Linked DNA regions of Homo sapiens: region 2 is linked to region 1. Evidence: read pairs that join two places in POLR2A ChIA-PET (ENCODE). Cell type or tissue: GM12878. All regions are shown on one strand. Region 1 has its middle 99 kb from the start of PTPRZ1. Region 2 has its middle 210 kb from the start of PTPRZ1.

Region 1 (4,000 bases):
CTTGTTGCCCAGGCTGGAGTGCAATGGTGCAATCTTGGCTCACTGCAACTTCCGCCTCCCAGGTTCAAGCGATTCTCCTGCCTCAGCCTCCGGAGTAGCTGGGATTGCAGACATGCACCACTACCTCGGCTAATTTTGTATTTTTAGTAGAGACTCTCCATGTTGGTCAGGCTGGTCTTGAACTCCTGACCTCAGGTGATCCGCCCACCTCGGCCTCCCAAACTGCTGGGATTACAGGCGTGAGCCATCATGCCTGGCCTACTGCATGATGTATCTTCTATATTTAAGCACTTATGATGTAAATGGAATAAGCTTAAAAGACAGCAATAGAAATTATCCAATTGCTTCTCAGCCTTTTGTCTAAGATTAAGCATAGAAATTACCCAATTTAAGACACACAGAGAGAAGAAATAAAAAATGAACAGTTGACATATAAAAATGGAAACAACTTAAAAGAATATACAAGTGGTAGAATATAGAATACAATGTAAATGTAGAATATATAAAAGTCATAAATTTATAAATGAAAGCTCTAGAATCATATTTATCAAGGAGTTAACAAAGACTATCAATAAGTAACAAAATTTTTAAATTGTTCTATATTGTCAAAATTTTCTACAATTTGAGCAGATGCTCACTATTTGTTGGATAATTTTTGGAAATAAACTACTTATTTTTCACCAAAAATACAAAATAAGTAAAAATTATTCTAATAATTACATGAGAAATGATCTCTCCAAGTATGTAAAAAAGATAATCTACACAATATTCATCTCAGCTTTTAATTTTAAAAAGGTTATCAGGTTTTCATATGGAATCAGAATATTTGGGGGCTGTGATGGGATTCTGCAGGTTAATATTTTAACATTAAAATTTGAGGACCGTTGAAATAGAAGGAAAGTGAAGATGGTTAAATATGGAAAAGGAGCAATAATCTCAATGACAGTTATAATAAAAAGCCAGATGATTTCCTTCCATTTAGCCTACTGACATGGCAAGATGATGAGTCAACCGTGGATATAGAATGTATTATTTGCTGTCATATTCACAGGGCATCAGAGCTCGATTTTGTGATTTTAGAAACAGAACCCCTTAATAGGGTTCATTTTGCCATTTACAAATAATGGCTATACACTTAGTTTTAATGTACCTATTTCTGAAGCTTTCATTTCAAAAGGCTATTTTGTTATTATTTCAAGCTTATAGGACTGGACATTTGAGTGATGAAACCTTTAACTGCACTCATCTTGGATATATACCTGTGTAGTCCTGCACATACCTATCCAAAGACTAAATGCTATAATTTAGAATATTCTTCTGAGTGGGTTAGAGGGGATGTTAGTTTGAATAGGGGCACTCCATAATAGGCACTAAAATAGTTTATGTTTCCAATTTCTGAAAAAAAAGAAAGCTCAGAGATTTGATAGATGTCTATGAAGTATTTCCAAGATTTTCTCTTACTTCATACTAAGGAAATGTAGCCAAAGTCCAAATGGGAAATAGTTCATATTTTGCCATAAAGTTGTATAACTCAGGTGAATATGGTCCAATAGACTTAAGGACAGGAGGTTACTTCACACACAATGTAGTTAAGCAGAAATAGTGTAGCACTAGACTTAAGAACATTAGTTCTGGAGTCAGAGAGACCTGAATTCAAATCTTAGCTCCTATGCTTATTAGCTGTGTAATATCGGACACATTCAGTTAAACTTTCTTAGTCTCAGTTCCTCATCTGTGCAACAGAGCTTATATCACTGAGCTCAAAGAGATGTTTACTATCTTGCAGAGTGCTGGCACATCAGTAAATCATTACTAAGATCAAGAAATAGTCCTATTCGAAGATCAAAAAATATTCCTAGCACATCATATTCCTATTCTCCTTTTAGTGAAAGGTATGCAATTATATTCGTGCCAGTGTTTCCTAAAACCTGTCTTAAAAGCTCATTTGTCAGAATTCTTCATAGGGAGAGTTCTGCATATGTTGGAAAAACTATTTTGATGGGAGGCTTAGGGTGATGGTATGATCTCCAAGGGGCATCTCTTTTTAAAATTTTTAATTTTTATGGATACATAACAGTTGTATATATTTATGAGGTACAATGTGTAATCATCAAATCAGAGTAATTGGGATATCCCTCACCTCACATATTTATCATTTGTGTTAGGAGTACTCCAAATCCACTCCTGTAATTATTCTGAAATGTACAATAAATTATTGTTAACTATAGCCACCCTATTGTGCTATCAAACTTATCTTTCCCAAGAATTGTATTCGGATATCAGTCACATTAACCCTCTTCTGTTGGTTTTTCTAGCCATATCAGCTCCAACTTTTTTCTTTCCTTAGCCTCGCCTTCACATCTCCACTCCTAGCATGTGGCTTTTCTTATAAAGTGAAATTTGGCCAAAGCGAGCAGATCACATGAGGCCAGGAGTTTGAGACCAGCCTGGCCAACATGGTGAAACCTCATCTCTACTGAAAATATAAAAATTAGTCAGGCATGGTGGCGTGCACCTGTAATCCCAGCTACTTGGGAGCCTGAGGCAGGAGAATTGCCTGGAACCCGGGAGGTGAAGGTTGCAGTGATCCAAGATGGTGCCACTGCACTCCGGCCTTGGCAACAGAGTGAAACTCAAAAAAAGTAAACTTCAGTTTTCTTTTTTCTCCTTTAAATTTCATTTTCATACTCATCACCAAACTTGACAAAGTTTTGTCCTTGAAGATCATTCTTTTCAGAAGATCTGGAAGTTTTAGAAATTTTAAATAATTCTCCTGTCACATGTGGTACATAAATATCCATACTAACATGTTCATCTACACATATAAAATAATATATATTCACGTACTATACATATATACTCACTTGGCCTTACAGGCATGGTATAAGACAGGTAAATTTAAGAAGACTCTATAGGGCAAGACATTGCTCTGACCACCCTGATAAAGAACACTGAATCCACAGCAACCCATGGGGAGAATTAGATTTCATCAGAACAACAGTCTATAGAAACCTACCCTTTTTGTTTCAGTTCTTTCTTACATACTTCAACTTATGAAATTTGGTAGCTTACATTAAAGTTGATTTTGTTAATTGATTGTGAGAAAGTGAAACAAATCAATTAGGATTTTCTTCCTCACTGACAGTGACATGAGCTGGCATCACCAGACAGGAACACTTCAAATATCCATATGGTTGGTGAATTAATGAAGATGCAATACTTACTACTATAATCAAAATGCAGCTGTTTTTCACGCACCCCATAGAGGCAAACCATGACACTTGTGACTACCAATTACTGCCCATTGCAAAGGAACGATAAGGTTTTAATTAATGTTAACATCTCCCAATCAGTAAGACATATTATAAATGATGACATCCACAACATCACTTCAGGGATTTCAAATGTCTCTTTCCTCTGGTCCTCTTTGAAGGCTCTGGAAGGGCTATTCTGAGGAGGACATGAAGCACTAAATATAAGGCCACATCCATACAATGAGGGAGGGAGCCATCAAGTGTGGAGAAGATGTGGATATAGAAATGAGATTGTCACACTTCTGTACTTCCTTTTCCCTGGGATCTGTCCTGTCCAAGAATATGCAAATACCATCATTCCTTGGGAAGAATTAGTCTTACTCAAGGCTTCTGGCAAGAATATGGAACCCTAGTCCAATTTTCAAGAGCTCAGCTGTGGTAGCAGGATTGTAGAGAGCTGTGGGACTTTACCCACTGACTATATTTTTGATATTAAGGTCTTTCCTGCTGGTGTTCCTCTGATGATGCCTCTTCTACCACATTGCCTACCAAATAGTATACTCATTGTCTCCTCAAGTGTACACCTAATTTTTACTAAAAACTAAGTGAGCTTAGGGTTGTTATTCAGACTGGTTCAGTGCCACTAACTGCTCATTATCTATCCATTTGTGTCTTAGAGTGTTCCCATTGCACTTGATGGCCCCTGAGAATCTCTCAGGGTATCCTCCAATCCTGCTCATTATGAC
Region 2 (4,000 bases), 110 kb after region 1:
ATATAAAAGCTTTTATAAGACAATTAGGTTTATACATTTAGCCTCAAATATATTTTCCCAAAGTCCCTTTTACCCTTTAATGAAATGACTGGATATCCTATCGGCATTAACACAAAAATATGTGGTATTTAGTGGGATAAATGACCTAAGTTTTACTTTAAGATCCTGGTATAATGAGATCGAGTAATGCCAAAAATACTCTTTGAAATACAACATATATGACACTGGCTGGAAAGATGAACTGAATACTATGAAGTAGACTGAACTTAGAAAATGTGGAGAAAATTAGATTATAGTGCTTATAACCTAACCTGCTTGGTTGACTGGGCCAACAAATTCGCCTTCAAACTACTTAAAGCGAACCTACTTGAAAGTATTTCTGGTTTCAGCCCAGCAGCAAGCAGCTCAGAACCTGCCACTCTATCCTACCAAGTAAAATGCTGGACAAATTGAAAAATCAAAGATCTGTAAGAGAAGTGAGGATGCAGAGAAAATTGCTGCCCCAAAAGTTGAAGAGAGAGATAGTCAAATATGAGAATGAAAATTTACCACAGCAGAAAACCACAAGCAACAATCTTCATGGGATTCAGTGCTGGGTTTGGGAAGCCTAAATTGTAATAGAAAATTGCTGGGGACTCAATGTGGATAACTCTGGGAATTAAAAACTACAGGGAGACTATCATAGAAGGGCCCCAACAAATTTGTAAGTTTTGCCTCCAGGGGTTCAACTTAATTCTCAGAACATATATGAGAAAAAAAGATTCCATCATGCTTCTGAAATGGAGAGGAGAAAAGGAGTAGTTTGAAATATGCCAGAGCATTCTGTTCTTCTCAACAAGGTCTGCCCTAAAACAAACAAACAAGCAAAAACCTACAGAACAGAAAAACCCAGTGTGAGGAGACAGAGCAAGTTTCAGAACAAGATTCGTATATGCAAAAATGTTGTAATTATCACACAGGGAATTTAAAACAACAATGATTAATATACTAAGGGTTCTAATGAATAAAGTAGACAGAATGCAAGAACCAGATGGGCAACGTATGCAGAGATAGAAATTCAAAGAAATAACCAAAAAGAAATGCTAGAGATTTTAAAAAAAAGTACTGTAACAGAAATGAATACTTTTGATGGGCTTATTAGTAGATTAGACACAGTAGAAGAAAGAATCTCTGTGTTTGAGGATGTCTCAATAGAAACCTCCAAAACTGAAAAACAAAGAGCAAAAGACTGAAAAAGAAAAAAGAACAGAATATCCCAGAACTGTGGGACAACAACAAATGGTATAACACATGTTTAATGGGAATACCAAAATTAGAAGAAAGGAACAGAAGAAATACTTGAAACAATAACAACTGAGAATTTCCCCCAAATTAATGTCAGATATCAATCCATAGATACAGAAAGTACATAGAACACCAAGGAGAATAAATGTCAAAAAAACCTACACCCAGACATATCATATTCAAATTACAGAAAATCAAAGGTAAAGGAAAAATCCTGAAAGAAGCCAGAGGGGAAAAAACACCTTACCTATACAGAATCACAGCTAAAAATGACACCTTGCTTCTCAGAAATCATTCAAGTAAGATGAGAATGGAGTGAAATAAAGTGTTAAGAGAAAAAAGCAACAACGTAGAATTTTGTACCTGGTGAAATTATCCTTTAAAAGTGAAGGAAACTCTACCTACTGCAACAAACAAAAAAAAAAAGAAAAGAAAAGGTATATTGATTGGGAAGGAAAAAGTAAAACTTTGTTCACTGATGACATGATTATTTATGTAGAAAATCCAAAGGAATCAACAACTACAAAACCTCCTGGAACTAATAAGTGAATCTAGCAAGGTTACAGGATACAAGATTAATATATAAAAGTCAACTGCGGCCAGGTGCAGTGGTTCACACCTGTAATCCCAGCACTTTAGGAGGCCGAGGTGGGTGGATCACCTGAGGTCAGGAGTTCAAGACCAGCCTGGCCAACATGGCGAAACCCGGTCTTTACTAAAAATACAAAACTTAGCCGGGCATGGTGGCATGTGCCTGTAATCCCAGCTACATGGGAGGCTGAGGCAGGAGAATCGTTTGAACCCTGGAGGCGGAGGTTGCAGTGAGCCGAGATCACTGCACTCCAGTGCACTCCAGTGCACTATGCCACTGCACTCCAGCCTGGGTGACAGAGCAAGACTCTGTCAAAAAAAAAAAAAAAAAAAAAAAAGTTGATTCTTCTCTATATGATAGCATTGAACAAGTAGAATTTAAAATTAAGAACATGCTACCATTTACATTAGTATCCAAGAAAATAAAATATTTAGGCATAAATCTAACAACATATGTATAAGGTTTATATGAGAAAAACTATAAAACTGATGAAAGAAATCAAAAAATTAAATAAATGGAGAGATATTCCATGTTTGTGAATAGAAAGGCTTAATATGAGTACTGTCAAGACGTCAGCTTTTCCCAGCTCGATCTATAGATAGAATGCAGTTCCAATCAAAATCCCAGAATATATATATTTGGATATTGACAAACTGATTTTAAAGTTTATACAGAGAAGCTAAAACCCAGAATATTCAACACAATATTGAAGAACAACATTGGTGACTGACGCTGCCTTACCTCGAGATTTACTATAAAACTACATATAGTGGGACATTGTGGTATTGGTGAAAGAATAGAAAAATCAATCAATGGATTAAAATGGAGAACTCAGAGGTAGATCCACATAAATACAGCCAATTGATCTTTGATGAAAGAGAAAAAGAAATATAATGAAGCAAAGATAATCTTTTCAATGAATGGTGCTGGAACAAGTGCATGTCCACATGTAAAAAAAAAAAAAGAATATAGACACAGACCTTTTCATCCTTTACAAAAATTAACTCAAAGACTTAAATATAAAATGCAAAACTCTAAAAATCCTATAAGATAACAGGAGAAAAATGTAGATATAGATTTGGTGATGGCTTTTTTAGATACAATAGCAAAGGCAAGATTCACGAAAGAAACAATTGATAAGCTGAAGTTCTTTGAAATTAAAATTTTCTGCTCTGAGACATATAGTGTCAAGAAAATAAAAAAGAAGTCACAAAATGGAAGAAAATACTTCCAAAAGACAATCAATGACTATTATGCAAAATATACAAAGAATTCTTAAAACTCAACAATAAGGAAACAAACAACCTAATTAAAAAGGAGGCCAGGGACCTTAACAGGTACTTCACCAAAGAAGATGCACAGAGACACATACGAAAAGATGCTCCATGTCATATATCAGCAGGGAAATGCAAGTTAAAACAACAGTGAGATGTCACTATACACCTCCAGTACTAGAAAGGCCAAAATTCAGAACACTGACAACACCAAATGCTGACAAAAAAACATGAAGCAACAGAAACTGTCATTCATTGATTGTGGGAATGCAAAATTGTACAGCTACTTTGGAATACAGTTTGTCAGCTTTTGCAAAGCTAAACCCACTTTTATAATATGATCTAGCAATAGCACTCCTTGGTATTTACCCAAAGGAGTTGAAAACATGCCCATGCAAAAACCTGTACAGGGTTGTTTATAGCACCTTAATCTATAACTGCCAAAACTTGGAAGAAACCTTCAGTAGGTGAATGGGCAAATAAATTGCATTGCATCCACACAATTGAACATTATTCAGTACTAAAAAGAAGTGACCTATTAACTCATGAAAATAATGGAAATTTAAATGCATATTACTAAGTAAAAGGAGCCAATCTGAAAAGGCTACATATTGTATGATTCCAACTATATGACATTTTGTAGAAGTCAAAACTACCTAGGCAGTATAAAGATCAATAGTTTCTGGGGGCTACAAGAGGAGGAAGGGGCTAATAGGTGAAACACAGAGTATTCTTGGGGCAGTGAAAATGTTCTGCATGATTATATAATGGTGGATACATGTCATTATATATTTGTTCATGCTCATAAAATGTACAACACCAATACCAAGAGTGAGCCCTAATGTAAATA

Evidence for each region. ChIA-PET counts read pairs that join two places held together with the same protein. Peaks named below come from ENCODE experiments on the same cell type or tissue, not always from the same donor. Only the 100,000 strongest peaks of a DNase experiment are listed, where the experiment ranks them.
Region 2: POLR2A ChIA-PET joins it to region 1 with 8 read pairs; 2 of 35 experiments call an interaction of 5 or more read pairs at or near these places.

Annotation. Positions count from the first base shown.
Region 1 is chr7:121,772,486-121,776,485 of GRCh38, reverse strand. No RefSeq gene overlaps it. Among named protein-coding and RNA genes, the nearest start is that of PTPRZ1, 99 kb to the left of the region's middle. In GM12878, no CTCF peak of the experiment used is centred here; a DNase peak (open chromatin) is centred at 1,711.
Region 2 is chr7:121,659,125-121,663,124 of GRCh38, reverse strand. No RefSeq gene overlaps it. Among named protein-coding and RNA genes, the nearest start is that of PTPRZ1, 210 kb to the left of the region's middle. In GM12878, no CTCF peak of the experiment used is centred here; no DNase peak of the experiment used is centred here.